Linked DNA regions of Homo sapiens: region 2 is linked to region 1. The links are chromatin loops, found by intact Hi-C in ENCODE. Cell type or tissue: CD14-positive monocyte. All regions are shown on one strand. Links, peaks and the distances in the headings refer to the core of each region. The heading gives the core; the rest is flanking DNA.

What was found. A loop is a pair of places that touch in the nucleus more often than their neighbours do. Peaks named below come from ENCODE experiments on the same cell type or tissue, not always from the same donor. Only the 100,000 strongest peaks of a DNase experiment are listed, where the experiment ranks them.
Region 2: a loop joins it to region 1, with 5 times the contacts of the local background. A loop is called at or near these places in 27 of 110 quality-filtered maps.

What each region holds. Positions count from the first base shown.
Region 1 is chr10:125,975,709-125,991,761 of GRCh38, reverse strand. It overlaps FANK1 (fibronectin type III and ankyrin repeat domains 1), which reads right to left. Exons shown (of 11, transcript NM_145235.5): 2 at 11,424-11,601; 3 at 3,087-3,211. Among named protein-coding and RNA genes, the nearest start is that of FANK1-AS1, 10 kb to the right of the region's middle. RefSeq lists a silencer at 9,302-9,351. In CD14-positive monocyte, for the core only: CTCF peaks have their summits at 9,046 and 9,252 (motif pointing left); a DNase peak (open chromatin) is centred at 9,281.
Region 2 is chr10:127,846,094-127,862,146 of GRCh38, reverse strand. No RefSeq gene overlaps it. Among named protein-coding and RNA genes, the nearest start is that of CLRN3, 39 kb to the left of the region's middle. RefSeq lists an enhancer at 39-540 and a silencer at 7,978-8,057. In CD14-positive monocyte, for the core only: CTCF peaks have their summits at 7,782 and 7,983 (motif pointing right); a DNase peak (open chromatin) is centred at 7,976; H3K27me3 peaks cover 472 bases.

The DNA of each region.
Region 1 (16,053 bases), core at 7,749-10,248:
GAGAAGATATTTGCCAATTAACAAGTAGCAGCTGTTTTTCTTTCTTTATAAGGGCCCAACTGATTAAAATTGTAAGCCTCATTTAAGCAAGAATCTGTGTACTTTACCTGGGGGGAAAAAAAAGGCTGTTCATTCTTTATTCAAACAAAGTGCATGCCTCTGTGACTCATTAAAACACTCTCAAACTGAATGCAAATTACCACCACACAGAAGCATTTTGTATCATGTGCACCTTCTTAGTTCTTTGTTTAGCATGATCTGCCTCCTTAGGAGAATCTGCTTTGGATATTATAAATATATAACACAATAGCATAAGGGAGCTGCAGCCAGCCCACAGAGCCAAGAGCCTGCCCCAGCTAGGAGGAGGAGGACACCTGATCCTCACCACCCAGTACAGCCCCCCTGAGGTTGAGAAGGCTTCCTGGCTGCAGGCAGTGATGCTATCTATTATCTGGCAGTGAAATGGCCAGGATCACTCCCCCAACACACACACACACACACACACACACACCCCTGGTCACCACCACACACTCATCCCTGCAGGAGGCCTCATCTAATTACTCATGGAAGCCATGGCGCTGTAAGGACAAATGCGCTGCACCAACTCTCCATGGCTGCCTCTGGAGCCAGCTCAGTGGGGAGAAGGCACATCTGGCCCACAGGCACAGCCTGATATAGTTTGGCTGTGTCCCCACCCAAATCTCATCTTGAATTGTAGCTCCCATAATTCACATGTGTCATGGGAGTGACCTGGTGGGAGGTAACTGAATCATGGGGGTGGGGCTTTCCCATGCTGTTCTCATGATAGTGAATAAGTCTCATAAGATCTGATGGTTTTATAAAGGGAAATTCCCCTGCACATGCTCTCTCTTGCCTGCCGCCGTGGAAGACATGCCTTTACTCCTTCTTTGCCTTCCACCATGGTTGTGAGGCCTCCCCAGCCATGTGGAACTGTGAGTCCATTAAACTTCTTTCCTTTATAATAAATTACCCAGCCTCAGGTATGTCTTTATTAGCAGTGTGAGAACACACTAATAAACAGCCCTTCCTAAAATTGCTCCAAATGGTACTCCAACCCCATGTAAACTCAGGCTAGGACGGCCAGAAGCCCCTGCCCTGGCTTTGGTGTGCTATTAAGAGGATGCTAGAGGCCACCTGAAGCCCACAATGGAAGGCTGCAGAACCAACCATATTCACCCTCACCTGGAAGGTTCGGGTGGACTCTCACTGGCCAGTGGAAAACTAATACATCTTCCAACAAACATAAATGCAACCTGAGAAAATCAGTGTTTCTTTTCATACTCTTAATTCTGCCACTGGTCTTTAATTCATTACCCATCCATCCATCAAGGATCTTCTTTTTTTAAAGAAAGGGTCCTGCTCTGTTGCCCAGGCTGGAGAGTGCAGTGGTGCCACCATAGCTCACTGTAGCCTTGAACTCCTGGCTGAAGCGATACTCCTGCTCAGGCCACAGGCACACACACTGACTTATTTATTAAGGAACTCCCACAAGCTACAGATGGCCAACCCATCGTCCATCCTTTCGGAGCCCGCAATGTAGGTGAGAGACCAAAAGGTAGACAAATACTTAAGATGCAAGAAGTGTTCATAGAGGTGGGGGAATACTGCTCTGTACCTGGGGAGGAGGGAAGGCATGTGACAGAGGAGGGGAAAGCCACACGAGGAATCGCCCCTGCCATGCTTGCCCATGGAGCAGGCTCAGTGAGCACAGCAATGAAGTGAGTGCTCCAGGGAAGAAGGGCAGAGGTAGGGGAGTGTGCAGTGGCAGGAGGCCTGTGGGCGGTGGGGACAGCAAGAGGATGGGAGGGAGCAGAAAGGTAGCCTGGGACGGCATCCTGGCTGGGGTTGCCCGGAGTCTCTGTTCATATGCCTGACTCCCTTTGCCACCTCTTCCTCCTGCCCCTTCTCCTGCAATGCCCTCTGCCTTCCTTCAGCACACAGAGCTCATGTTCTGCTGTCTTTGCTTTCTCTTAAGAACCCCAGAGGTAAGTACCTTCCATGTTACAGCAAATGTTCTCAACACTGTCGGATGAAGGAACGAGCCCTCTTTTTTTACCTGCATCCCCAGAGTTGACCATTTCATATCACAAGTCTCCTCTGAAATTGTGTTTTTCACAGATAAACTCCCAGTTTGCTAAACTCAGATCCTGTCCCCTCATGCCAGGTCTGCAACTGAAGGTACCACAGCTCAAAAGCTGAGTTAACTCAAAAGCTGAGTTAACTTTAGTCTACACAAAACTTGTAATGAAGAAATGCCTAAAGGACACAGTTGAAAGCCATGGAAAGCACATACCTCCAAGCCAAATGCTACCTGGAATAAAACGGAAAAAGAGCTTTACTCACAAAAGGAAGGTTTCCTTTGTGCAACTGAAAAATTACTTGCCTGTGTTTTCAGTGGGTGGGCCGTGGAGAACACTTGTGACCATCCTAATTTTTACAAGGCTCTTGCTCAGAGATGGCCCTGGACATAGATAGCATCTTTAAAATGCTTTAAAATACCAATCTCAGAAACAACCTTAAAACTCAGCCGGCTGAAGGGCTCAGAGGTCTCCATGTGGGGCTCTCCCTCACAGGATTCTCCGTGGATGCAGCAGCACTGTTCGTTCACCCTCACTCACCGTGACCCCAGGAATCGGGTTTGTGTGGCGAGTTAAGACGCACACCCTGGGGTTGTCTAAAATGGATATGACACTGAATGGAGCTGCTTGCCCAAGGACGCTCAGGCAGGCAGCCTGCTTGGCTGTGTGGGGACGCTTAGGCTTACCCAGCCCACACCCCTGTGGCCCATTTCCTAAGAAAGGTGACTCCACCCTTTTGTGCTGAATGGCTACTAACAGGACAGTTCTGGCACAAAAATAGCTCTCCCAGTTTGTGAAAGCATAATTAGACTTCCCTGACATTACAAGTTATGGCAAGGCCCAACTAGCAAATATTATTGCAGTGTTTAAAAATTGTATCATTTCTGCTTCTGGTAAGGCCAAACGAGAGGCAGAATATTTTTTCTAAATTGCTTGTCATCTCCATTGATCTAGAGAGAGGTGAGTGTGGACGGTCTGAATACTCACTGGTTGTAGACACTGAGACGAGTGGGCTGTACTCACACTCCCCAGAGGGGCTGGTGACCTTCAGGCGAAATCTGTACAGCGTCCTTGGTTCCAGACCTTCAACAACATGCTTCGTTGCATATCCCCTAGACAGGAGGAGACAAACATGCTGATAACACCAGGTAGCTTAATCTGCACTCTCTGATAAGACAGCAGAAGAGCAGGTGGAAGTGATTTTCCTTCTATTTCCAGGACACAGCCGATGGATCCTGCTTTGCTGAACTCCGAGAGAATGAAGGACAAGTCCCACATGGCGCCCCATCCCTATCCAGCAGGTGCACTCTGTCCCATAGGGCCTAGTCCAGGGCCTGACACATAGCCAGCATACTGTTTTGTACTTTGGAGAAATAATCACGTTAACCACGACATTTGCCCTCAAGTAACAAAGTTTTATATTTGAAAGATAAGACAGGCAGTCAAATCATATATTTGTAATTTTCAAGTGGGGGCCATCTAGTGATGGGGGCTGCAAGGCTAATACATGGCTGTATAACTATTGCAGGCAAAATACCACTGCAGGGAAAGGACCTGAAGAAGTCACATGCAAGATTGCTCGTAGTCCATAAGCAACTTCCAGTAGAGCTGGGAGCTCAGGCAGCACATAGAAGACAATGCTAACATCATGCCCCATGGTCAAGTTCATCTTAGGAATGTTTGTGGGAAATGGATGCTGAGCACTTCTGGGATAGAAATCTGATGAGAGACTCACGATGGAAATCCACACACCTCCAGAGGGAAGTAGTACTGAGTCTCATCATTTGCAGTCTGCAAAATCAGCACCAAGAAATGCCTGCCTGCTCAGAAGATGCTGGGACCTAGCGCAAGTGCTAAGATAAGACCCCACCTTCTGCTTGTGAGGCAGGTCCCAGGAGCCTGGCTTTGACTTGGCATGCATTCTACAATATCAGGTCTCCAAAAGTTGACAGAGCTGTATATATTTCCCAGTATTACCCAAAACCTCCATGTTACCCATTTCTCTTTTCTGCCAACATTCTTTCTTCTTATCCGACTAAACTCCATGTATCCCTTTTCAAATCTTATCTCTAAATTTTTCTTTTCTTCTACTCAAAGCCTTGGTTTTTGAGAGGGTGTGTGTGTGTGTGTGTGTCATTTCCAGCTCTTTCTTCTTTCCTGCTTCAACACTTAATCCAGTTCTTGTTCTCCTCCCTTGGACCATTCTCCATAGCTCCTTAGATGCCAAGGTTACCATTGTTTCCTCCTTTTGTTTTTTCCTGTCTCTAGTTTTTACTTTTATTCTCAATAGATCCTCCAAAGATACCAGAATCATTCTTTGTGATTCACAACTAATTTTTCCAGGATGTTTATGTGCAACTAAATATTTATACATCAATTCCATTCCATACAACTCAACAAGTGTATCTAGTGCCCATTATTTGCAAGGTGCTGGGACAGGCTGGGATGTAGTCCTGAACCAGCTCAGGGCCAAAATGAACCTGTCAACACTGAGTTGACCCCAACTTCCTACTGATGGGGTCCAAGAAAAGGGGCAGTCAAGGACAGTGAAGAAGGGACAACTGAGCAAGGGTGAAATGACAGTGCTGGAGTTAGCATCACTAATAAACACTTGAAAACCTGACTTCAGATCTGGATCAGGTGGGTGAGCTAACACCTCACCTAATCATCAAACAGCCTTGCCCACTCACTCCCAGCCCCCACTGGATTCTTTCTCCTAAAGGATGAGGCATGGCACAAAGTGTGTGGCTAAAGAACAGACCCAACACTTGTCCTAGAGGGAGGAGTATCCCCAAAGGAGAAGCCAGAAGGTCTAAGTTCCTTCCGCCAAATTCATCCATCAAACAAGTAATTCCCCCACTGAGGAACAGGCATGGGGCAGGAACAGGTACCTGAGAAACAGGTACAGGGCAGAGGGAATGAGGTGCCAGGACAGTGTCCTCTGGTTGAGGTATCTCTGATGTCAAGTGAGAAATGGCATAAAGGACTTCCATGACAGACAGGCAGACGTCTCCCAGGCAGTCTGAGAAAGGGACTTCCCAGTAGGGTTGAAAGAACACACAACACCTGGGAAAGTCATGGTCTAGGTACTCTCACTGCGGTGAGTCAGGGCGCAGAAGAGTCTGGCACGTCCAGGAAAGAGGTGCCTCCGTGAAATCTGGAGACAACTCTAACATCATAATTCTAACATCTAACAGAACCTTTTTTTGAAAACTGAAAAACATTTACAAAGACTTTCTTCACTTGATGTTTCTGTCCTTTGTTAAAATGTGAAATTTCAAGGTAAAATCAAACACTGAACGTTCAATGATCCTGTTTTTGCATCACAAAGTTACTTCAGACACCAAATCTAAATGACTTCTCGGGTGTAGCACCAGCAGAGCCAAGAAAAAGACTAAGCACATTGAGGCACCTCTGACCACGTACGTGTCTCTGCCTCCCTGCTCTGTGCTGGTGGATTCAGTCTCCTAACTGACATCATCTTTGCCAGAAACACATTTCTCTTCACCTAAAAGAAGCCAAATGAGCTGGAAGTCAAGCTGACCTCCACAGTCTCCACCATCCCCGCAGGAACATGTTCCTCCCCTGCCAGAGTTAGAGTCTAGTTCCTCTCCCCTTGAACAGGATGGGAAGTGGTAGAAGAGAATCTGTACAGCTCTGGGTCTGGGCCTTAAGATGCCCAGAAGTTTCTGCTTCTCCTCCCTTGGAAGCAGGGAGGAGAAGCTCAACTTCCCTGTTAGAGAAAGAGGCCACCTAGTAAGACAGTCAGTGGAAGATCCAGACCACAAAGGAGATGAAAAAGCCCAGCCAGTCTCCTGCTGTCCTGGCCATCCCAGCTGATGCATCACACATGGGTGAAGCCATTTGGTTCTTCCAGCCCCAAGAGAGCTGCAACGGCCAAGACCACATGGGGCAGAAACAAGCCATCAACACCCTAGCCAAATTACAGATCATGAGCAAACACATGCCTGTTTCTGCTGTCAACCACTAAGTCTGGGGCTGGTTTGTCATGCAGCAGATAACTGAGATAGTATGTATCAACAAAAAAGAAACTGTAGGAAAGACAATGAAGAAATAACGCCAATGGCATTACAGAAACTTTTCGATCAAGAAACCGAGAAGTAGATAAGTGTTAAAAATTGATATAAACACATTTACCATAAAAGTAAAAGCTCTAAAACCAAGATAAATATTCAGAAAAACCGCCAGGGCTAAAAAGTAATAATTTTTTTAAAACTAAAATGTATCAGCCTGGCACAAAGTAGTCTTATGAGTAGGTAGATTTTGATGTTAAATGAAAATAGGTCCATGAATACTTAGATATTTGAGTCATAGAAACTGAGCCCTCAATAATGTGTGGCATCTGAAAAGATCTTTAGAAGTTCAGTGAGAATATAATAGCCAAGCCTCACCAGAATTCAGTGCAAGGTGTCAAAGACTTAGCATAGCATTAGACCAAAATAAAACCAGAAGTGCTCCCAATAAAATTCAGTATTGCTAAATATCATAAGGTCACCCTGAAGCAAACAGCACCTCCATAACCCCTGGAAAGGGAAATAACGCAACTGTGTTAGAAACCAGATGTTACCAAGCACGCTTGTCAAAGGCTGAAGATTCTTGCATCACTAGAGATGGCTCCAAAGAGGACAAAAGCCACAGCAGGGACCAGGACACAACTGCCCACCAGGGTACTCTACAGCGATTACAACACAGGCGCAGGGAGGACTCATGAGAGCAGTTCATTGAACCCATGGAGAAGCGCAACTTTACCTAGACATGACAGCTGAAAAAATAAATGAATCTTAGAGTGACTTCCACAGTAGAGGAAAGTCTACAAAAATTTAAAGCATAGCCTTGTTTTTGTTATCAGTCAATAAGCAAATGTTTGATGCAAGAGCTGAGCAAATATGAAACATAAGAAGCTAAATAAATATTGAAAAGCCCCAAGACTCAGTTACCAGACTTCCCTTTCTTCTCTAAACTCCCTCCCCCAGAATTCCAATCCAGCCTCATGCTGATGACTCTGGAGTCTGTCTCTCCAACCCAGACCCTTTCCCTGGCCCTTGACATCCCCAACACCCTCCCTGACATCTCGGCTTGGACGTCAGACAGTTTCAAACTGAGCATCTACTCCACCCACAGTCTTCCCCATCTCTGTTATTACAGTTGCTCAGGCCAGACCCTGGGTGCCTCCTGTGGAAGACTGGATTGTTGTTCAGAGACACAAGGTGCCCTCCCACAAGGATTCTATCTACCTCCCCGCCCTGTTGAACTCGGACATGGCTGCATGTCTTGCTTTGAGCAATGAAGTATACACAGAAGTGAAGTATGTCATTCTGGGCAGAAGCTTCAAGAAACAGCATGCCATGCTCTCTCCCCTGCTACAGTGACTGACAATGTTCACGCAGAGGCTGCCGCATGGCCTGGGCTGTGGCAGGAGGACAATGCAGGATGGAGCCCTGGCCGACCCACGGTGGGCATGGTGTGTAGGAGGGAATCACTGCTGCCATAAGCCACTGAGACTGTGACGCTGATGCTTCCAGCAGCATCACTGGGCCTGTGCTGGCTACCACATATCCCTTGACCATCCTCTCTCTCACATCCCGTATCTCACATCCCATATTCGGTCCACCACCAAGTTCTTAAATCCATCTTTAAAGCATATCCTGCATCCTCCCACTTTCCACACTGTTGTGTTGTCTCCCACCTAAACTGTTTCAAAAGCTTCTTCATCAGTCCTCCCTGCTGCTTGCTGCCTGGCCTCCCTACAGCCTGTTCCCAACTCAGCAGCCAGAGGGATCCTCGTAAAACATAAGCCGGATCACACCTCTTCTCAGCTTCACAATCTCCAGTGGCTTTCCCCGCCTCTCTCAGAGTAAGCCAGAGTTCTCCCAATAACCCTCAAGGCCCAGGCAGTGACCTCTCATGACCCAGCTGCCCTCGCCCCCATTATTTTCCTCCTTGTTCCCTCTGTTCCTCAATGCTCCTGGGACCAGCCAGGTACATTTGTACTGCCAGGCTTTCTCACCTGCCCTTTGCTATGTCTGGAAGGTTCTTCCCCCAGATAGTTGCAAGGCTCCAGGTATCCTTGCTTCAGATCTACTCAGAAGCTACCTTCTTGGTGAAGACTTCCCCACCTCTACCCCAGGCCCTCAATTTTTCCTATGCTGCTGCCCCTCAGTATGTATTGCCTGCTGACTACCTATTTTTACTTATGTATCTTATTTATTGTTTGCCTTCATCATCATGAGGGAGGAATTTTTTCCCAGTGCCGTATCCCCAGCATCCGGAGCAGTGTCTGACACACGGCAGACACTCAATAATACACGCTGATGGAATAAATGGAATGCGTGGCATGGGCAGCAACGATCACAGGAATTTAGGGCACAGACAATAGGGTAGTAAGGAGAGCTTCTCAGTGGAGGTAAAATCTGACCAGGGCAGAAGAAAGAATAGGGTGAGAGGGGAAAATCTGTCCAAACAGGGAAAACAACTGAACACACATGCAGAAAACGTCAAGGCATATTCAAAGGACAGTAAGAAATCTGACTGGAGGGTTTGTGCTGAGAAATAAGAGGCAACAAGAAAGGCAGGTGTAGGGAAACTGTGAAAGACATTAAATGTTAGTCTAAGGAATTTGGCCTTTATCCTTTAAGCAATGGAGGACCCACCAAAGACAATGTGACAAAAGAAAGATTAAAATGGAAATTAGCCCAGCAAGATAGAATGATGAGAAAAAAAAAAAAGGAATAAAGTCAACTCCTTCCATCAGAAAATACACTGGGCAGGTGTAGGAGCTGGGGATCCACAAATGAGCTAGACAGAAATAAAGCCTACATCCTGCAGGGGAAAACGCAGCTAAAGAGGGAAAGCACAGAAGCAATTCTACAAATGGAGAACTCAGTAACTGACTGGCTATGAGAAGCCATGGAGGAAAGCCCAAGTCAAAGACAATATCATTGTTTCCAGATAGACTGATGACTGATGGGAACAGAAACTGACAAATCAGGAAGAAGTTCTTAAATCCACAATCCAAACATCAGGTATTCTAGATAACCACTTTTTACAAGAAAAGCATTTGCTAGTTTTAATGCTATGTAGAGAAAGAAATAAGGAAGCAAAAGAGGTCAAGATTAATGCAGCCTAATTCTGCCACCTAGCGTCAAGATTTGTACTTGTAATTCTGTGAGAAACGCAGGCATTTCCCCACTGTCCTTAGAGCAGGGACCACAGATGTCACTGCCAGCCCCACAATGCCAGGCTGTCGTCAGAGTGAGAGTGCGTTCTCCAGCCTGACAGCAACCAGGTCTCTGGGGAGAATGCAGACAACACAGACACACACCTCAGGCTGGAAGCCAGCACACGCAGCTATGGTTTCTCTAGCTGAGGCTGCCTACCTGGCCACCCAGCAAAGGCACAGCCAAGGAAGAAAGAACGATGCAGGATGGCCCCATTCACCTGCCCAACACAGCTTGTGGTGCTAAGGTGATGGGGGAAAGAAAGATGTCTTTTTCTTTCTCAAGAGAAATGTTTCTCATAATTCATGCTTTTAGATAGAAAAAGCATACCTTCAATAAGTAAAACGACATGATTAAAATAACATTTGAGTAGTCAGAACAAGAACTATTTTTACATTGCAACTACATTTCAGATTTTTCTTAAGGTACAGAGAAATTTCTCAAATATCAGATATATTATCACTCAAGTAACAGTTGAAATTGGAGCTTTCATATACAGATTATATACATATTTATAGATATTTATACACACATACACATAAACATATCTATCTTCTCATGTCAGCACTTTTATCACAATGCAAACTTGAGAAAAGGCCAGGAAAGTGATGAACCTGTTCTGCATCTTGACTGCATCAATGCCAATATCCTGACTGTGACACTGCACTATTATTTTCAAAGATGTTACCATAGGGGAGAAATGGGAAAAGGTACAATCACTCTTTCTTACAACTGGATATGAATCTATAATTATTTCAAAATTAAAAGTTTCACTAAAAACCATATTTGTATCTCATTTTTGGTATTCCTGAATCACAAAATAGTCATTTTGCATTTTTCAAGTGGTAAATCTATCAAGGGGAAGAAATAAGTCAGAGATGATATGAAGACTAAGAAGAAAAACATAACTTTTTTTTTTTTTTTTTTTGAGACAGGGTCTCACTCTGTCACCCAGGCTGGAGTGCAGTGGCACAATCATGGCTCACTGCAGCCTCGACCTCCCAGGCTCAAGTGATCCTCCCACCTCAGCCCGGGACTACAGGCATAAGCCACCACACCTGGCTAACTTTTGGATTTTTTGTAGAGATGGGATTTCACTATGTTGCCTAGGCTGGTCTTGAACATCCAGGTTCAAGGGATCTGCCCACTTCAGCCTCCCACAGTGCTGAGATTACAGGCATGAGCCACCATGCCTGGCCAAAAGTGACTTCTTCATTACTCCTGGTGGTATTGGTTCATGCCAGAAGCATTTGGAAGGCCTGCTATATAACAGCCAGCACTGTCAAGGAACCGGCTAGAGCGTTAAGCAGGCAGAAGTCTTATTTGTCTCTCACTGAGTTTAATACTGGGTGAGGAGGCAGGAAAGGAACAAGAAGTAAACAAGTAAACAACAAGGTAAACAAACTAAGCAAACAAGTAAACAAGTAAAATAAGCCCAACAGAGCTAAATGCTATGTGGCATACAAAACAAGGTTCTGAGCTACAGGAGGCCTGCATGAAAGGATGGCTACTTCAGATGGCCTTCTGGGGGCGGGGGGATGTTTCATCTGAGATTGGCATGGTGTGAAGGAACCAGCTGTATAAAAACAGAAGGAAATGTATTCAAGACCACAGCAACGAGCAAGATCCTGCGATGGGAACCAGCTTGGCCTGTCCAGGCTGAGAGGCAGCCAGCGTGGTATAAGAGAGTTGACAAGGGGACAATGGTATGACATGAGATCAGAGAAGCTAGCCAGGGTAGACCATGCGGGGCCATTCCACGTCAGTGAACACAACAGCCTGATGGGAAGCTCACCTAATTGCATCAAGCTATTGTTTGAGTCTGTCTCTACATTCTGGATTTTAAATACATATCATTAAAATATTTCAGAAGTCAAAGAAGCTCTCAAAGGTACAGAGGTTTAATTTCAAAGTTACTGCTAATGCCTATTTTCCAAAAATTGTAATTCATAAAAGAGCATGAATACAAATGATGCTGACTCATTCTTTAATTTGAAACAAGCAGTGGCTTTTTAGAGACAACAGAAATCATTCCAGCTAATCAGGAAGTAAGGCAAAGTGGCAAGCAATTCAACACTGCACCTACGTATAAATGATACCATAAGTGTGCATTTTGGGGTCTTCTTCTTCAATCGAGAACCTGAACCACTGCTCTTGAGGTCCTTGGCGTTTGGCTTTCTTTTCCAGATCCCAGTATAATTCAATGCTGTGATGAGTCACTTTGCCCACGACAGGTGGATGAGGCTTTGAGGGTGGCATGATTTCTAAAAAAAAGAATGACACCGAACTTCAGGACCCAGTTTCCATAAGGAAGAGAGACCAGTCGAGTGGATTACAGCTGCTTGGTGATCGAGCTATTTTTCTGAGCATAAGGCACACATATGAGCATACCTCCCTGTTGCTTAAAGAACCCCTGAAAAGCTAAAGAGATACAAAATTCAGCTGATGTGTGAGCTACCACAGTCTTCAACAAGCATATATTGTACCATGCCCATCAATATCATACCACCCCCACTGACCCTTCCAAAGGGCTGCTTAACATATCAAACTAATAAGGTTGTATTTGACCTGCTGGAACTCAGTTTGCTTCTGTAATCCTTCAGTGACTAACAAAGCCAAGAGACAAATGCTCTATCTGATCCAAGTATGTGGAACATAGATGACAAAGGGTTGACACCTATGCTGTATAAACAGCCCTCAGAAACTAACCAGGAATAAAGGCCCAAGGTTAGTAACAAACCTAGCAAAAGATGAGCAGCACACAAAAGAGCAAAAACAAATTGCCAAGGTAATATCTGGAAAGATGCTCATATCATCCCCTAGTGCTCACAGAAATTGGTAACAATGGGGTATAACTTTATATCCAGTCAGAAACTGAAAAAGAAATTTCATAACTATTGGAGTTCACAAGATAGGGAGAGGATATTCTCATGTGCCAGTTGTAGTGAAATATGAATTATCGCCTTTTTAGAGGGCAATATGGAAGCATCTATTAAAATTAAAAATACACATATCCCTGTCTCACCATCCCACCCCTGGAAACTTCTGCAGAAATCAGAGCATAAATACACACAAGAGTGAGTGGCCAAGATGGCTGACTAGAAGCAGCTGGTGTACCTGACTCTCACGGAGAGGAACAGAAGGGGCGAGTGAATACAACACCTTCAACTGAAACAGCCAGATACTCGCACTGGGACTAATCAAGGAAACAACCTGACCCACAGAGAACAAAGAAAAGCAAGACAGGACAATGGCCCCCCGGGGGTCAGCACGGAGCCAGGGGATACTCCCCTGCCCAGAGAAGCAATGACCGAATGAGCGACCCAGAAACCATGCTTCTCCCACAGATCTTTGCAAACCTCAGGTCAGGAGCTCTCCACGTAAACCCCTCTCTACCAGTGCCTTCAGTCTTCATTCTGACAGAGCAGCGTGGAGTCTTGGCAGAGCAGCCGCTCAGGCACGCGTGGAGACCCTGGAGCCTTAGCTACTCAGGCTTTCCAGCAAAAGTAGCCGTAGCTCTGGCAAAGTGAGAGGTTAGACTCCTGTACATACACTTAGGAAAGAGGATGAATCCAGGCAGCTAAGCAGCAACAGCCCCCACTTCCACTGCACCTCACGAGATAAGACCCACTGGCTTGGAATTCCAGCCAGCTACCAGTAGCGGCATTGCACCACCCTAAGAAGGAGCTCCCAGGGGGAGGGGCAGGCCACCAGCTTTGCTGTTTGGGCACCTTAGCCATTCTAGCTTTCAGGCTTTGGAGAGTCCGAGCCAACACAGGGCAGAAGGGATCCCCCAGTACAGCATAGCTGCTCTACCGAAACGTGGCCGGACAGCTGCTTTAAGCAGGTACCTATCCCGTTCCCTCACTGGGCAGGACCTTCCAACTGGGGCCTCTAGCCACCCCTGCCCGAGCTGTCCATCTGACAGATGGACATTGAATTTCCCCTGGGATGGCACTCCCAGAGGGAGAGGTAGGCCACCATCTTTACTGTTCAGGTGCCTTAGCTGTTCCAGCCTTTGAGCCTCATAGTATCCGAGGCGATCAGGGGCTGAAGCGGACCCCTAGCACAGCACAACTGCTCTCCCAAAATGTGGCCACTTTTTTAAGTGGGTCCCAATCCCGTTCCTCCTCACTGGCCGGGACCTCCCAACCAGGGTCTCCAGTCACTTCCTACAGGTGCCTTTGGGCCGACACCAGGTCCATACCTCCCTGGGACGAAGCTCCCAGAGGGAGGGACAGGCTGCCATATTTGCTGTTTCTCAGCCTTCACTGGTGACACCTCCAGGTTCTGGAAAATCTGAGGTGACTAGGGACTGGAGCAGGCCCCAAGCATACCACAGCAGCCCTATGGAAAAGTGGGCAGACTTGTCCATATCTCCTCACTGGACAGGTCCTCCAGGCCTGGGCCTCCAGCCACCCCCGCCAGAGCTGTGGAGCCAGTACCAACTCAGCAACTCCCCGAACAGAGCCTCCAGGGGCAACTGAAAGCCTCTCTGCCACTATCTCAGCAGTGGAACTGCCCTTGCCACCTTCAAACTAACAAAGGAGCAAAGACTCTAAGAGTACCTTATCTACACCTCCAATAAGCTACAGTCGACCCAAGGAGAGGCAGCCAGTCTGTCTCCTACAGGTCCCACACCCACTCTCCCCAGCATGGCTCATCACCAGACAGGGAACCCCTGGCTTGGGCACACAGCACAAACCCTACATCTTGGGCTGACTGCACCAAGTGATTGCTGACCCACATCTCTCTGAGGTGGAGCAAGCAAATAACCCCCGGCCACAACCCCTGCTAAGATCTCTTCCTCTGCTGCCTCTAAGCTGAGAAAGGAACATAAACACTGAGATCACCCCAGAGCTGCAGTGGGCATCCCAGGAGTGCCAAGGAGAGCCAGCACTCAAGTGGGAGAGGAACACACAGTTTCAGAGCACTGAAAGGGAGCATGACGGAAACTGTGAGGAAACAGGGGAGCCACGCAACCAAACAAGAGTCTAGCAACTGACCAATTCACCTAAGCGCCACCTACTGGATCACACCCCAAAGCTTCAATACCAAAAACACCTCATTAACATACCCCCCTCTGAAACCAGAGACAACAAGTAAGCTTCAAATAAAGACCCTACATAAAGCATCAGCCCAGTGAAAACATCCAGAAAAGAAGTCTGTTGACCGTACTCAATCTACATTAAAGGAACACCCACACTCAGATGAGAAAGAACCAGCAAGAACTCTGATAACACTCAGATGGCCAGAGTGTCATACGCCCTCCAAATGGCCACACCAGTTCTCCAATAAGAGTTTGTAACCAGGCAGAACTGGCTGGAATACAGAATATGGATAGGAACAAAGATCACTGAGATTCAGGAGGATGTTGAAACCAAATCTAAGGAAAAGAACAATCACAGTAAAATGATATAGAAGCTGAAGGATAGAATAGCCAGCATAAAAAAAAACCTAACGGGTCTGACAGAGCTAAATAATGCAATATGATAATTTTATGACCGGGCACAGTAGCTCACTCCAGTAATCCCAGCACTTTGGGAGGCTGAGGCAGATGGATTGCCTGAGGTCAGGAATTTCAGGACAGCCTGGCCAACATGGTGAAACCCCGTCTCTACTAAAAATACAAAAATTAGCCAGGCATAGTGGCAGGCACCTGTAGTCCCAGCTACTCAGGAGGCTGAGGTAGGAGAATCGCTTGAACCTGGGAGGCAGAGACTGCAGTGAGCGGAGATTGTTCCACTGCACTCCAGCCTGGGTGACAGAGCGAGATTCCGTCTCAGGGAAAAAAAAAAAATTTACAATGCAATCACAAGTATTAACAGCTGAATAAACCTAACTGAGGAAAGAATCTCAGAACTTGAAGACTGGTTCTCTGAAATAGGACAGTCAGACAAAAATGAAAAAATAAATAAAAATGAATAAAACCTCAGAGAAGAATGGATTATGTAAAGAGGCCAAATCTACAAATCACTGGCATCCCTGAAAGGGAGAGAGAAAGCAAACAACTTGGAAAATATATTCCTAGATATCATCCCTGAAAACTTCCCTAACCTTACTAGAGGGACCTACAGTCAAACTCAGGAAATACAGGGAACTCCTGCAAGATTCTACACAAGAAGATCATCTTCAAGACACATAATTGTCAGGTTTTCCAACGTTGAAATGAAAGAATGTTAAAGGCAGCTAGAGAGAAAGGGCAGGTCACTTACAAAGGGATCCCCTTAGGCTAACAGTGAAACCCTACAAGCCAGAAGAGATTAGAGGCCTATATTCAACATTCTTTAAAAAAAAAAAAAAAATCTTCAACCAATAATTTCATATCCTGCCAAACTAAGCTTCCTAAGTGAAGGAGAAACAAGATCCTTTTCAGGTAAGCAAATGTTGAGGAACTTCATTACCAGACCTGCCTTATAAGAGATCTTGGAAGGAACAGTAAATATAGAAAGGAAAGACCGCTACCAGCTGATACAAAAATACACTTAAACACACAGACTAGTGTCACTGTAAAGCAACCACACAAACAAGCCAACATAATAACCAGCTAATGACAGGATCAGTGACAGCACCAGCTGACAGGATCAATGATATGATCAAACAGCACAATGTCAGGATCAAATCCACACATATCAATACTAACCTTGAATGTAAACAGGCTAAATGCCCCACTTAAAAGGCACAGAATGGGAGAAAATATTTGCAAACTATGTATC
Region 2 (16,053 bases), core at 6,985-9,484, 1.9 Mb before region 1:
GCCATCAGTGGCAACAGCCTGGTGTCCAGGCTGCCCCAGAGGAGGTGGCTGTGATGAGCAGCTGCCACGGGCCCATCCTATGTGGGTGACTTGGGAGAAGGCAGAAAAGCTGGAGAACTCTCTCCCCTTGGAGCTGATGAGTGTACAGTCTACTGCAAAAGTAAAATATCACCTCCTACCTGACTGGAAAAGTGCTGGGTAAAGCTCCTCACTCTGCCTTCTGGAAGTCTGCACTCCCAGGCCTTAGGTGTCTTCCCCATGAGGCTAGCTCAGAAGGGAAATGGAGCAGGCATCTTGTGGGCCTCTGGTGTACCTGCCAGCTCTTTTGTACCTTCTCCTTCAGGCATCTTAGGCGAGGACATGGCAGATGTTATATCAAGCTTCGCCTGCTGAGGTTGAGTAGTGGGTCCAAGGCCGTTCTTTATATTCTTTGAAATAAAGATTGTGAAGAGGAACAAGAAACATTTTAAAAAGTTCATTGTCAGGCACTGATATTGCTCTACAGAAAGTAGCAGAGTGGTGTTTAACCACCTGGGACTTGGGGTCACACATCCCCAAGTACAACCCTGGTTCTGCCCCTAGTAGCAACAGCTTCTCTTCTTTGACCCCAGGGCATCCCAGGATGTCCCAGAGGATGCAGAGGGATGCTCTTGGCTTTCCCTAAGGCTGGTTCAATTTCCTCATCTGTAAAATGGAGTGGGAACAGAAGTGTGTTTTTGGGATGTGGTTAGGAGGTTACACAAGGTCCACGGGAAGGACTGGCTCATGGTACACGTGACATGGAAGACATGCGGGCTGCTATAACAAAGCACCATAGACAGAAATTTTAAAAAACCGAAATTTATTTCTCACACTTCTGGAGGCTTGGAAGTTCAATGTCAATGTGCAGGTGGATTTGATGTCTGGTAAGGGCTAGATTCCTGGCTCGTGCATGGTGTCTTCTCCCTGTCCTTGCATGGTGGGGTGGGGTCGAGGGGAGGGGTGGGGGAGCACTCTTTTAGAAGGGCACTGATCCCATTCATGAGGGCTCTGACTTTATTACCTAATCACCTCCCAAAATCTCCACCTCCTCATACCATCACCTTGAGGGTCAGGATTTCACATGAATTTAGGGGACCATGAGCATTCAGTCTGTTGCAGAAGGCACCGTAGATGATCATGAATGACCAGAGCAACCCCTTAGCAGACTCACTTCCAGATGAATCTTTGTGGAGAAGGGAAGGGCAAAGAACCAGGTGCAGAGTCGGGCTGGACCAGGCTCTGAGGGACAGGGGTGGCAAGACAGTGCTGGGAACTCAGGAGGTCTGGTCAGGAGGACAGGACTTGCTGAAGACCATCTTGCTGGCCCCCTCCTGGTGCTGACCTTTTCAAAGGGTCCTCTTTCCTCACTTGCCTGTGGCACTGCACAGGTTGTGGGGACCCATGGGCGGCAATGGAGTGCACTCGGAGGGTATTTTAAAATCCTTGCTAATCGTAATTATGCAGGAGAGGGCTCTAGGGGACTTCTGGGGCATTGCTACAAGGACGGCGAGTGAATGACACTCTGTCTTGGGAGGGTGGATGCTCAGGGGACCATCAGAGCTGGGGGCCCTGAGTTGAGAATTGCCCTGGCTGTCCCGGCAGGGAGTAAGGGGCAGGCCCCGGGGCATGGACAAGGCTGCTCAGACCTAACTCTGCTGTCCCAACTGCATCATGATCATTTGTTGAGGCCTCACTCTGTGACAGACACTTGGGTAAGCCTCCCTTCATTAAGCCTCCTTACTATTTATTAAGCAAAATAATAAGCAAAACATTTTTCAGCAAGGTGTAAGCATACAGAAAATAATATGCCAAACGCCCATATTTCCATCACTCAGAATTTAAAATATTAAAAGTCTGTGCTCATTGACATTAGTTACCAGGGAGCTGCAAATCAGAACCACAGTGATACTGCGTCACACTCATGAGTCTGGCTGGAATCAAGGCATCAGATAATAGCAAGTGTGGTTGAGGATGTGGAGAAATCAGAACCTTATTCATTGCTGGTGGGAATGTAGAATGGTACGACCTCTTTGGAAAAGAGTCTGGCAGCCCCTCAAATCATTAAACAATTACTCTGTCACCCCACAATTCCACCCCCAGGTGTATACCCAAGAGAACTGAAAACATTTCAACACAAAAGCTTATACACAAATGTTTACAGCATTATTCATAATAATCAAAAGACAGAAACAACCTAAATGTTCGTCAACTGACAAATGGATAAACAAAATGTGATCTATCTATACAATGGAATATTATTCAGCAATGAACAAGGAGTGTAGTGCTGATACATGCCGCAACAGGGATGAAACTTGAGAACATCCTGCTGGGTGAAAGAAGCCAGACACTAAAGGCCACAAAATGCATGGTTCCATTCATATGCACACATTCCCATGATTCCATCCATATGAAAGTGTGGAACAGGGAAATCAGGAAAAATAGAAGGTAGATTTGTGGTCTCTTGGGGGAGAAGGAAAGATGGGGGAGAGATGGCTAAAGTTACAGTTTCTTTTTGAGATGATGAAAGTGTTCTGAAGTTGTAATAACAGCTTCACATATCTATGAATATGTTCAGTTGATGCAAAAGTAATTTCATTTTTTGGCATTATTATTATTTGAGACAGAGTCTTGCTCTGTCACCTAGGCTGGAGTGCAATGGTGCAATCTCGGCTCACTGCAACCGCCACCTCCTGGGTTCAAGCAATTCTCCTGTCTCAGCCTCCCAAGTAGTTGGGATTACAGGCGTCCACCATCACATCCAGCTAATTTTTTGTATTTTTGGTAGAGATGAGATTTCACCATGTTGGCCAGGCTGGTTTCAAACTCCTGACCTCAAGTGATCTGCCCTCCTCAGCCTCCCAAAGTGCTAGGATTACAGGTGTGAGCCACCACACCTGGCCGCCATTACTTTTAATGGCAAAAACTGTAATTGCTTTTGTACCAACCTCTAAAAACCATTGAATTGTACATATTACGTATGTTTGTGAATTACATCTCAATAAAACCATTCCTAAGAGTCTGCTATATTCTCTTCCTGTATGTTTTTAATTGCTAAATAAAAATTGTATATATTTATGGTGTGGAGCATGATGTTTTGATATATATTGTGGAATGGCTAAATTAAGCTAATTAACATATGCATTACCTTACATGCTGGTTATTTTTATGGTGAGAACATTTAAAATGTACTCTCTCAGCAGTTTTTAAGAATATAATACATTGTTATTAACTACAGTCACCATGTAGCACAGTGGAGCTCCTGAACTTAGCTTCCGGTCTAACTGAAATTTGTTTTGTTGTTGTTGTGTTGTCCAGGCTGAAGTGCAGTGGTGCAATCTTGACTTACTGCAGCCTCAACCTCCTGGGCTAAAGTGATCCTCCTACCTCATCCTCCTGAGTAGCTGAGACTACAGGCGTGTGCCACCATACCCAGAGAATTTTTCTATTTTTTGTAGAGATGAGGTTTCACCATGTTGCCCAGGCCAGTCTTCAGCTCCTGGGCTCAGATGATCTGCCCACCTCAGCCTCCCAAAGTGCTGGGATTACAGATGTAATTTTGCATTTTTACCATCTCCTCTTATTTATTTGTATTTGTATTTTTAACCATCTCCTCTTATTTATTTTATTTTTTTACATAAAAGAAGTCTGGCCAGGTGCAGTGGCTCATGCCTGTAATCCCAGCACTTTGGGAGGCTGAAGTGGGTCGATCACCCAAGGTCAGGAGTTTGAGACCAGCCTGGCCAACATGGCGAAACCCCGCCTCTACTAAAAATACAAAAATTGGCCAAGCGTGGTGGTGCACGCCTGTAGTCCCAGCTCCTTGGGAGGCTGAGGCAGGAGAATCACTTGAACCCAGGAGCAGAGGTTGCAGTGAGCCAAGATCATGCCATTGCACTCCAGCCTGGTCAGTAGAGTGAGACTCCATTTCAAAAAAAAAAGAGAGAGGGAGAAAAAGGAAATCAAGATTACCGAATACGTGGAAGTCGAGTTCCTACCCCTTCTTGGTTCCATCCCCTTCCACCCTTGCCAAGGCCTTCACTATCCTGGATTTTGACCTTGAAGTCTGTGGTTAGAATGCTGTTCCATACGCCACTAAGTGTCTTTCTTGTGTTTCTCATTTAACCACCATATGAGCCCTGTAAGGCTGTACTGCTGCTATGTCCATTGGACAGATGAGCAAACCAAGGTCCAGGAAAATAAAAAATTGAGCCACCCAAGGTCTAAAAGCCAGACTGACTCCAGCCAACTGTGGCTGGATGCTGTTGTCTCACCTTTGTGTTATGAAGCCCTTTTTTCATCCTCTGTCTAGTTTTCCAACAAGGTTCTGTGGCTAAACCTCACAAATAATCGCATTAATCTGAGAATACTGTGCCAAAAAGAACATTGTGAATAACATTAATGGTGAATGTATTACACACAGAAATCTAAAAACACCTCTGGTGTTTTCTCAGAAACATTTTTACAGTTCTAAAGTAATTTTATAAATCTTGTTTAAAAGGTAAAGAATTACTATTCTGAAGAGCTTGAGCAGAAATCTAGATTTCTTAAGAACTCAACTAATTCTCACCTCCTTCATCTGCAAATGGCACAAGTTTTCCAACAAGTCTTGAAAATTTTACCTCTTTTGTCGACAAAGGATGAAAACCAGAGGTATGAAGAGGCTTTGCATTTCAGAAAGTCCATCATGGTAGAAAAAGAACCTTCGTTGAGGGAGAAACATTTGCCTCAGAAACAGGGATGAGTAAACAGATAGATTACTCTAGAAGCCCATCCATGGGGAGTCTCAGACTACTCCCACCCTGGGCACTACTCCTTTAAAAAGCACCTGCAGGGCCTCTGGGGTGAGCCACTGGCCCACCAGCATCTGCAAGGCACCATGGGAGACACAAAGGTGAATGAGAGATGGCCTTTGCCTTCAGTGCCATGTTACCTATGAACAGATGTTGACTTGCTTCTTTTTGGAAGCCTGCCCATAACAGTGAGAATTAGTAGGTTTTAGAGAACTCTTGTAGACAGGGCCTTGCTCTGTCACTCAGGCTGAAATGCAGTGGCACCATGTCAGCTCACTGCAGCCTCAACCTCTTGGGCTCAAGTCATCCTCCTGCCTCAGCCCCTCAAGTGGCTGGGTCTACAGGCGCGCACCACCATGCCTGGCTAACTTTTGTATTTTTTGTAGAGATGGGGTTTTGCTGTGTTGCCCCGGCTGGTCTCGAACTCCTGAGTTCAGGCAATCTGCCCGCCTCAGCCTCCCAAAGTGCTGGGATTACAGGCATGAGCCACCATGCCCGGCCTACCCTTGTATATTTGTCCAGGAAGAGACTCTTGAGTTAGCTGGTGTGTCCCAGGGCCTGTGTTCCACAGATGAGCCTGAGGCCGGGGAACGCCTGCCCCACTCAGGGGAACCTGGGGAGTGCTGTGCTGGTGTGGGCTGAATGACATCCCCTAGAAGGGAATGGTGAAGCCCCAATCCCTGGCACCTGTCAATGTGACCCTATTTGGAAACAGGGTCATTGCAGATATAATTAGTCGAGTTAAGATGGGATCATATTGGAGTAGGGTGGACCCCCAATTCAATGTGATGGTGTCTGCATAAGAGGAAGGAGATTTGGACATGAAGACGCATATAGAGGAGAGTGCTGAGTGAAGACAGACATTGGGAGGAAGAGGTGTGTGAAGACGAGGCAGAGTGCAGCGATGCCCCTCCAGCCAAGCAGCACCGGGGCTTGGCCCGAGGGGGAAGGAAGACTTCACCCCCAGAGGCTTCGGAGGGAGCATGGCCCTGCGGATGCCTTGGATTGGGACTTCTGGTCTTCGTGACTGTGACAAAGTAAACTTTTGTTGCTTGGAGCCTCCCAGGTTGTGACCTTTGCTAAGGCAGCCCAAGCAGACAAACACACTGACGCTTCCTGAAATTCTGGAGGCCGCTCCCCTGGGGGGCAGCGTTGCTTCCTTCTGTCAAATGTGGGGCCTGGACCTGGGCTTGCTGGGCCCCCTCCTGTTCTAGGCCACTACTCCTGCTCCAGAATCCCAGATCCTCCCTGCCTGTCCCGGCTGATTCATGATCCCAGCCTGGCTTCACCACAGGGCCTCTCAAAGAGCCCCGAGACCTGCTCCTGGGTTTCTGGAGCGCGGCCATCACAGATCCCTGCTGTGTCTGTCTGACAGGCTCCATCAGCAATAGGATACAAAAGTGAATCCTCAGCCTCCCCAACTTACCATGGGGCTAAATCCAGGGGGCCAGACAAGTGCCCAGGTCTGTGGGCCCTGGTCTGCTATTTCCAGGTCCCCAAGAGGCTAGTAGAAGGTGCTTGTTCCCTGGCCCCGAGGGAACCCTTGACCTCAGCCAGCTCCAGCCCCTGCAGGAGCCATCTCCATGCCTCTAGACCCCCAGTAGACACCCTCCTTCCAGGATCTGACTCCGGTTGTTAGCCTGGGCCCCCAGGATGAGGACAGTGTAAGGAGCCAGGAGGTTGGGACCAGACTGGCCTCCTAGCCTAGCTGAAGAGATGGGTCCTGGCCTTATGAGCTCCCATATGACTGGAAGCTTCCCCAACCCTGGAACCACAGACAGTTCCTGGGCTCTGGTCCTCTCAGCCCAGTGGTGCAGGGGCGGCCCATCCTGAGAGTTCCTGCGGGGAAGAGGGGCCTGTGGGGACAAGGGGATGCTACAGTGAGTGACTTTGAGGACAAGGACACACACAAGCACAGCCCTTTCGGCCACCCCATGGGCCCTGGGTTGCCAGGAGCCTTACCAAGCCCCAGCTTGCCTGGTCCCCACCTCCATGAGGCCACGAGCCAGCCTGGCCGCCCTGGAGCTAGTGCTGGAGCCCATCACGGGATCTGCTATCCCACCATGCAGCAAGAAGAGGAACTGAGAGCCAAGACACTTTTAGAGCCATTTGACCGAGTGTCTGCCTGTTGAATCTAATGATGTAATTTGCATATCTTTATTTTCATTTTCTAGGGGTTGGGAGCTGTGATCAGCACAGGCTGCTTGGCCAGGAGGAATGACTGCAGGGTGGGCAGACACAGGTTGGTACTCAGTGGAGACCTGAGTGAATGAATGAATCAGAGCTGGGGAGGACGGGGGGCATGGGAGGGAACTGCCGTTGTCAGAGAAAGCCCAACACAGACCTTCCTTTCCCTGGGATCATCCCTGGGGTCACCAAACCTCCCCCGTACACCTGAGGAGAGACCACCTGAGTCACAGCCCGCAGAGCTCCGGCCAAAGAGCTGGGATGGATGGGCTGGAGCCAGTGGACTTGGCTCAGGGTCTAATTTCCTAGTCGTGACCACTATCCCCTCCTCTACGCTGAGCCTCAGTTTCCCAATCTGTAAACCGAAGGGGATGCTCTAGACCAGGGATCCACAAATCATTAACCTCTGGGCCAAATCTAGCCAACTGCCTCTTTTTGCAAATGATGTTTTGTTGGAATGTGGCCATGCCCATTCACTTGCTGCTGTCTGCAGCTGCCTTTGCGTCACAATGACAGGGCTGTGTAGGTGTGGCTGGGAGCTTATGGCCCACAAAGCCATGCGTATGCACCACCTGGCCCTTTACAGCAAGGCTGGCCAGCCCGACCTTCCACGAGCGTTTCTCAGCGGAAGCAGTGTCACCTCTGAGTGGGTATTTAAGAAATTGCTTCTGGTGAGTGTAGGTCAAGCTCATTGCAAGACAAGTTCCATGCTATAAAAGCTACTTTTCTTTAAGTTCTTATACTTCCACTTTATATTAAAGTTAAGACATTATGTTTATCTTTTGCGATTTGGAGCATAGATAGGTGATCATCTGTATGGGTTTCATTACAGGGCATTAGAGAGCGTCTGTTAGAAGAGCAGGGCATTGATTTTGATGCAATGAGGCAGTTTCTTTAGAGGGCCCACGAGGCCCTAGATTCCGCATCAGCTTTAAGTGGCAAAGCCACACAGCTATTTCAAGAGCACAGCACTAGAGGGCAGCATAAGCCCATGAGTGCAACGCCAGAGCTCTGCGCCCTGGGCACCGCCGCTTCCCGAAGGCTGCAGGACTGGGGAAGGCTTGTGCCACCAGGACCTGAGCACTCAGCAGGAGTGTCAGGCCTCTGGGCCTGGGTCAGAGCTGATGGAGAGACCGTTCCAGCATGTGAGACGCTGGAGGGAACTGAAACCCACCTGCTGCACATGCATACTTCCCCGGTGGTTTTGGAAATGCTCTTGTTGTCAAAGATGTCCCTTCACACGGGGCTCTGCCTTCCCCACTGCCCTCCTGCACAGGCACAGCACATGTGTGCACACTAAGACTTCCAGGAATCTGTCCATCTAGCTGAACTGATTTTTCCCCCCAATTTATTCGACATTAGGATCTTTCGTGCGAGCCCGCGTGTGTGTCTAAACTTAGCCACATCAGGAAGCTGACACTGGTAAGTGATGACTTAACATTGTGGGAGATGTCCTTCTACACACCTGTGGGTTCCATGGATTCAGCCAACTTCGGATTAAAAAACAGTTTTATGTTTCTTTGTTTTTTTTTGTTTTTTGTTTTTTTTGACGGGTTTTGTTCTGTCACCCAGGCTGGAGTGCAGTGGTGTGATCACGGCTTACTGCATCCTAGACCTCTGGGTCATGCAATCCTCCTGACTCAGCCTCCCGTGTAGCTGAGGTCACTGGTGCCCGACCCCACATCCAGCGTTTTTTTTTTTTTTTTGTAGAGATGGGGTCTTACTTTGTCTCCCAGGCTAGTCTCCAACTCCTAGGGTCTAGTGACCCAGCCTCCCAAAATGCTGGGATTATAGGCGTAAGCCACTGCACCCTGCCAGGATAAAAAATACTTTAAAAAACAATAAAAATCACAATACAACAATGAAAAATAATACCAATTCTAAAAAGACAGTATAACAACCATTTACTTGGCATTTGCATTGTATTAGATATATATAAGTAATCTAGAGATGATTTAAAGTACACAAGAGGATTGTGTAAGTTCTATGCAAATACGACACTATTTTATATCAGGGACTTGAGCATCTGCAGATTTTGTTACCATGGGGGTCTTGGAACCAATCCCCCTCGGATACCAAGGAATGACTGCATATATATATATATTTTAAGTTGGGATTCTTGTTCATTTTCAAACCATCTTTGCTAATATGGCAGTTGGCTTCCCTGGGCAGGAGGGAGCATGCCATGTGCAGACAGCATGCCCCTCCCCTACACAGGAAAGAGGGCCTGTGTGCACGGAACTGCATCCGTCTCTAAGGGGAGAGCGGGGCTCCTGGATCCTAGACACTCTGACACAGCATCCATCACACTTGTGGGCCGGTTTGCTTCTCCTGATCTCTAAGTCTCTCTCAGGCTCCCTCTTGTCCGGGGACACTGTGACAAAAGCAGCTGGAATGTTCAGGATTAACAAGACAGTCTTATTTAAGAAACAGATGCAGAGCACCCTGAAACCCCTGGCAGTGCCCGCGTTGCCATGGCTTTTCCACTCAGCGTGGAAGACCATGAGTCGTGCATCTCCCTGCTGGACCATGGCTTCTGGAGATGGAGGATGGCAGGGCCAGGTGTGATGTTGTCCTCCTGTCCAGCTCCTCCTGCATTGTAGGATGTCTGTCATAACCTGGTCTTAGAAGCCAAGAAGAAATGCAAACCTGTCCCAATAGGCCTCGCTTTGGCAACAGCCAGTGAACAGGTAGATTAACGTCACCACTCAGGCCATTTGGTCACCTGCTCACCAAGGTGCCACCACCACTGACACCAGGCTTATGAGGGTTTCCATCCCCATTTATGATGCTACCAGGAAGCTGATTTTAGCCACAGCCATTTAAAAAAACAAAACCTGTTGTGTCCTTGTAGATCCAAAGTGTTGGAAATCTTCCCTTTTTCCCCCAGCCTCGCCCACCTACCATTTCAATGTAACCTCCCAAATTCTTCCACAGAGCATTGTTGAAGGCTCTGAGAATCTTTCAACCTCCTCCACAAAGCCCTCCAGGGCCCCCGTCACAGCATTCCCTTGGCATTTTATTTGTGGCTCTTGGACACCGTTGTCCCCACCCTTCATGACAGGCCGGGGACTCCTGGCACTGGATCCTTTTTGCGTAAAGTAAGCTGATTGAATTAAGCACGCATCACTGAAATGCTTTGCTTTCCATGGAACCACACTGCCTCTGAATGAGAATCTGCTGCTCTTTAAATGCTCACCGACCCGCCGTCAACGAGCTGTTGTGAGGTTCTACCAGGAATCGGAGGCGTTATGCACAGACCTCCTTTCCAGCCTCTCCTCCCTGCCCCTTGTGGTCAATGCTGCTTTGGATGCTCCCATTTCCTGGGGGCCCGGAGATCCCGCTCACCTAGAGGGGATGGGCCCTGCTGGCTCTTCTCTGTGTCCTGCCTGGCCCTGCCATCCTCCTTCTAGCTGCAGAAGAGGGGAGTCTGGGGACTAGGGCCTGCCTCCTTCCCCTGGGGCACAGCTTCTGCCAGGCACAGCGCCATCCCCCAGGTCACACCAGTTCTTGGATGTCCCCATCAAAGCCTCTTGTTCCTCCTCTGGAAAAACTCTAAGTGGAAATTATAAAAAGTTCTCCAGAAGGTCTAGTCAGAAAAGTCTTGAAAAGACGAGCGGTCCCTAGAACTCCAGGCCAACCCCAATCTCTCTGACCTCCCTCCTCTTGTCCTCTTCCCTAAAACCACAGCCTCTCCCCTCTACTGGCACCTCTTGTCCCCATGAAGCATCCTCTGGGCCCCTCCTCAAGGCAAACACATCAAGGAGTTGCCTGGGGCACCTGCCTTCTTCTCTGCTGTTCCACCCCACTGGGTGGCACCCGATGTGCTCCTGCTTTCAGCTGCCCTTCCCGCAGACGCTGCTCCTGCACAAGGCTCCAGGGGCCTCCCAGTCACAGCCTCTCCCCAGGCAGTGCCAGCTCCACCTCACCTGACCTCTCGGGCCCAGACCCATCCCTCTGCCTTGGCCTCCTCTGGCCCGAGCCGCCCAGCACTTTGCCCAGGTGGCCTTCCTGGCACCCTGCCTCTCCCTCCTTCTCCACGGTTGGACCCGAGCTTCACTGCTAGTCGCAGCCCATGGGGTGCTGCCTGGGGTGGCCGCTCTGGAGGCCCTGGCTGTCCCTCTTGGTCTTTCACTATGGGCCCCCCACCCTGAGACAAGTGACCTCCCACCCAGGGGAGGCTGGTCCCTCCTCCTAGCCAAGTCCCACTGTTGTCTTGTGGCCAGAAAAGGAAAGGAAGTGGCCCCCAAGTCAGCAGTGGGGGTTTATGGACCACATTTGTAATTAACTTGAAAAACAACGCATGAGCTGAACGCCTGGTCTGGTGCTTGTCCTGGGTTTTGAATGTTCTCTTCACCTGTCTCAGAGAGTGACATTTATACAAACTTCTTTCTTCTGTGTCCTTATGAACAGTATCCAAAATGGGACCTTAGGTCTGCCTCATCTGAAGCATTCGCAGGCCAACGAAGCCATCTGCGCGCAGGCCCAGGTGTGTCTTGCAAGGCGGCAGCAGCCCTGCCTCTGGCTGTCAGCTTTGCCCTGGTGGGAGGGATTCATTTCTCTCTCCATCTAGTGAGTTCCCACTCAGTTCATCGCCTTTGAAAAACAAGCTCCCTGGCAGTGGGGCTTTTAGATTGAGATGTAAAAGTTAATTGTTTTATTGAACTTTAAAGAAAAGAACAACCACCACCAGCTAACAGGAAGCGCTTAGGAGTTGCTTGCTAATTTATTCTTATAACGAGTTTTGATTAGATATTGATTGTCACGGGCTCCAGGGGGAACCTCCATTCGGCCCCTCTGGAGGGTGGATGGAGTCAAGACTACATGCACTTCTCATTTTGTAATTAATTCATTTTTTAAAAGAAAGCAATCAGGAAGAATCTCATGAAGCTGGAAATCTCCCCAAACAAAATATTCCCAAAGGCTTTGCCAGGCTTTCTGGTACTGAGTGGGGCAGCTGCTGGTGCTCAGCGCAGGCATTAGGTTAATAGAGTCGTGCTTAATCCTTCTTACACTGGAAACTTGTTTGTATTCTGAGCAAAGGACTTCCTTCCCTAACCTCTAAGGGGAAGGATTCGCCTCGTTCCTTCCCACCTTCTTCCCCTTTGATGGGATTACCGCAGCTTGGGAAGGATTCATTTCACCTAGCCGGCTCTGACGGATGGCCTTTTTGCAGGGCCAATTCAGAAACATCCATGGCCGGAGGGAAAAGCTCACATTTCTTCTTGAACAATTATTCCTCACAGGTTCCATTTCAGTCCTTTTTCAATAGAGATTTTCCATACATTTCCAGCTCTCAGATTCTCTCAGTAAGATGATCGTTCTTTCAAACAGAACTCTAAGAAAGAAGGCAGATTCTTTTTTTTTTTTTTTTGGTGTCCTTCATTTTGTTAAATGTGCATTTTTGATCTATCTGAATTAACACAAGGGGGTTAATTCCGTACCAACTACCAGAAAGGAGCCAATATTGTGGCATGGCAGAAGCTTGTACTGTCAAGTTGCCCGTGGGAATGGGAATGGGAATGGGAAGAGTTGATGTATTTTTCACCATCTTCTGCATAGGGTGTAACCTGAAGGTCCCTGTGCTGGCCCTGGGAAGGGGCGCGAGGGCTTGTCCCTTCAGGGACTTTGCTCCCCCCTCGGTCTCCCCCAGGGCCTTCCTCCTTGCCTGCCAGGGACCCTCCTCATGCCCCTTGTCCGTGCCTCCCCAGCTGCTCTCTATCCCATGGCCCCCTTTTCAATGTATGCCAGGCACTTTATGTTTTGGTTTGTCCAGTCTCTGTCCGCACCCTCTTTCTCTAAAATCTAAGTGCCCTGAGGGCAGGCCCAGAGCTGAATATACCCCCAAACAGCCCCCGGCCCATTGGCAGCCACAAATGTCTGTTGAGCAAGCGAGTGGTGGGTGAGAGCAGATTGCTGGTGCGCTGGCTGTGGACCCTGGAGAGTTCTTTGGCATCTATAAGCCCCGGTCCATTCCCCAGGTAACAGGGGACTGCTTTTTTTATTTTTTATTTATTTATTATTATAATTTTTTTTTTTTGAGACTGAGTCTCTCTCTGTCGCCCAGGCTGGAGTGCGGTGGCGCGATCTCGGCTCCCTGCAAGCTCCGCCTCCCGGGTTCACGCCATTCTCCTGCCTCAGACTCCCGAGTAGCTGGGACTACAGGCGCCCGCCACCGCGCCCGGCTAATTTTTTGTATTTTTAGTAGAGACGGGGTTTCACCATGTTAGCCAGGATGGTCTCGATCTCCTGACCTCGTGATCCGCCCACCTTGGCCTCCCAAAGTGCTGGGATTACAGGCGTGAGCCACCGCGCCCGGCCCAGGGGACTGCTTTTAAGGTGGCTCCAGAGCCCACCACAAGACCCTGCTGATTGAAGGAAGGATGAGGGATCGCTTGCTCCCCTCCTGGTCTGCGTTATGGTGGCGGAGGAGGCTGGCCAAGGGGAGCAGCCGTGAGGGTGGTGCCAGGGAAGGGGTCCCTGAGTGCAGGAGGTGCCAGAGCACAGAGTCCCCTCTGTGAGGATGTCATTCACAGAGGAGGGCCCCAGAGAGCTGGGATCAACAGGAGCGAGGGTGTTTCTCAAGCACACTGTGAAGGCCCAGCCTCAGGAAGTTCTCTTGAGGAGCCTTGTCATGGAGGCCACGTGCGTCTAGATGCAGCTGAAGTCTCATCTCCAGGGGAGACTCCTCCGTGGACCCAGGCACCCAGCACACCCTTGCGGGCCCCACCCTGCAGCACTGTCACTCCATGGCCTGGAGTCCTCCATGCCCTACAATTGCAAGCCTAAGTGCGCAGGTGCTGCTCACTTTCTCTCTCTCTCTCTCTCTCCCCCCCCACTTCCTTCCTCCCTCCCTCCCTCCCTCCCTCTCTCTCTCTGTCCCCCCACTTCTTTCCTCCCTCCCTCCCTCCCCCCTCTCTCTCCCCCCCACTTCCTTCCTCCCTCCCTCCCTCCCTCCCTTGCTCTCTCTCTTTCGTTTGTCTGTCTTTCTTTCTTTCTTTCTTTCTTTCTTTCTTTCTTTCTTTCTTTCTTTCTTTCTTTTTCTTTCTTTCTTTCTTTCTCTTTCTTTCTTTCTTTCTTTCTTTTTCTTTCTCTTTCTTTCTTTTTCTTTCTCTTTCCTTCCTTCTTTTTTCTTTCTTCTTTCTCTCTCTTTCTATTTCTTCCTTCTCTCTCTTTCTATTTCTTCCTTCTTTCTTCTTTTCTTTCTTTCTTTCCTTCTTCTTTCTCTCTCTCTCTTTCTTTCTCTTTTTTTTTTTGATTGACAGAGTCTCACTGTGTCACCCAGGATAGAGTGCAGTGGTGCGATCTCAGCTCACTGCAACCTCTGCCTCCTGGGTTCAAGTGATACTCCTGGTCATTTTCTCTCTGTGTCCCTGGAGTCCAGCAGAAGAGTGGTGCCCAGGAGGGTCCTTCTGATGCTTGTCGACTCAGCACTTGATGGGGCGTTGGGACTCCGCAGCAGCAGCGCAGGGTGCCTGTGTCCCTGTGCACCGTGTCTGCGCTCACGGACAGGAAAGGTGGCCGGAGACAGGGGTTGTGCACCCTTTCAAACACTGCTTTTACTTTTACCCACATCAAAATAGCATGGAGCCATGCAGCAGGCTGTTCATAGGTGGAATGTGTCTGCTCCACAGCACACCAATCACAGACAGTTCTCAGGCCACAGGTAGGCCATCGGGTGTGGCTCGGCTGGGACGGTACACCCCAGTTTCCTGTTCTAGATTTTAAATAAAAATGGTTTTTTTAAAAGATTTTTTTTAAAAAAGTGGTAGATTTTAAATAAAAATGGTTAGAGAAGAGAAAGGCAGACAAAGTACCTATGTTATGTGAACTCTCATTCAACAATTGCTGGATGCATGCTGTCTCCGTACCGGGCACTGTTGGGTTTGAGAAGAGTATCTGGAAACTCAAAAAAGATGCATTTACACAGCAGACACTGCCTTCCGGTCATTAGGAGATGCTCTGCAAAGGAGCAAACATTCTAGGGTAAGTGAAACAAAGCCACAGGGCTGTGTTTCTCAAAGCGAGAGCCTCTAGTAGCCCACGCTTCTTACATATCCCCTCTCTATTACATCCACACAACACATTTCTGTTTCATATAAATATAAAAGACTGTATGTTATACATAACATACAAATATATGTAAAAATGGAATATTAAATTACATATGTGTGTCAATATATCATCATATACATTAGGTAAAACACACAAACACATACATTCCATACCAGGGTCATACCTATGTGCTTAAATACATGCTTTAAGACGTTTACTTGTAAAAATGCTATTGTGTAGGCTGCAGTAATATTAACCCCGCTGAACTTTACTTTTGAGATATGATGATGGACCCCTATATCCCAAAATTAGGAGCCAATAGATCTGTGGTCCAGCGCATAGACCCCCAGTGTAGACTATTTTAGTGTTGGGTGAGCTTGTCTGTTATCCTCGGGAAGCAAAAAGCAAAAGTCCAGCATCACTGGGAGAAGGGAGGTGGGATGGGATAAAGTTGCATATCAGAGAAGGCTTCCTGGAGGAGGTGATATGAAAGACCAGGAGGAACTAGTCAGGCAGTGAAGGAAGGAAAAGGCATCCTGGGTAGAGGGACCAGCAGGGGCAAAGAGCCAAGGAGAGGGTGTTTGCTGGGTTCTGGGGACTCCAGGTGGAGGAGGGTAGTTGGGACTTGGCAAGAAGGAGGAAAACAGCGAGAAAGGAGGGTGCAGAAGTCGAGAGTCTGGATTCCTCTGTCATCTTCCCTGAAGGCAGTAGATGCTGTGAAGGGGTCTGAGCTGGCAGCAGTGGCCATGAGGTGTGCTTTAGATGGGCTATCTGTGGCGGTGTGGCCACTGTCCTGGCAAGGTCACAGCAGCTGTGGCAGCAGAGCTAAGGAAGAAGACCAGGGACTGAGCTTTGGGAGTCTCATGGGAGTGGAGGGAAAATACTTATTTCCCAAAGATTAAGAATATGGAACTGATGGGTTCAGAGAACAGATTGGAGAGAGGAGCAAGACAAGGATGACCTGCAGGTTTCTGACAGGGCAGATAGTGGGGTGGACCCT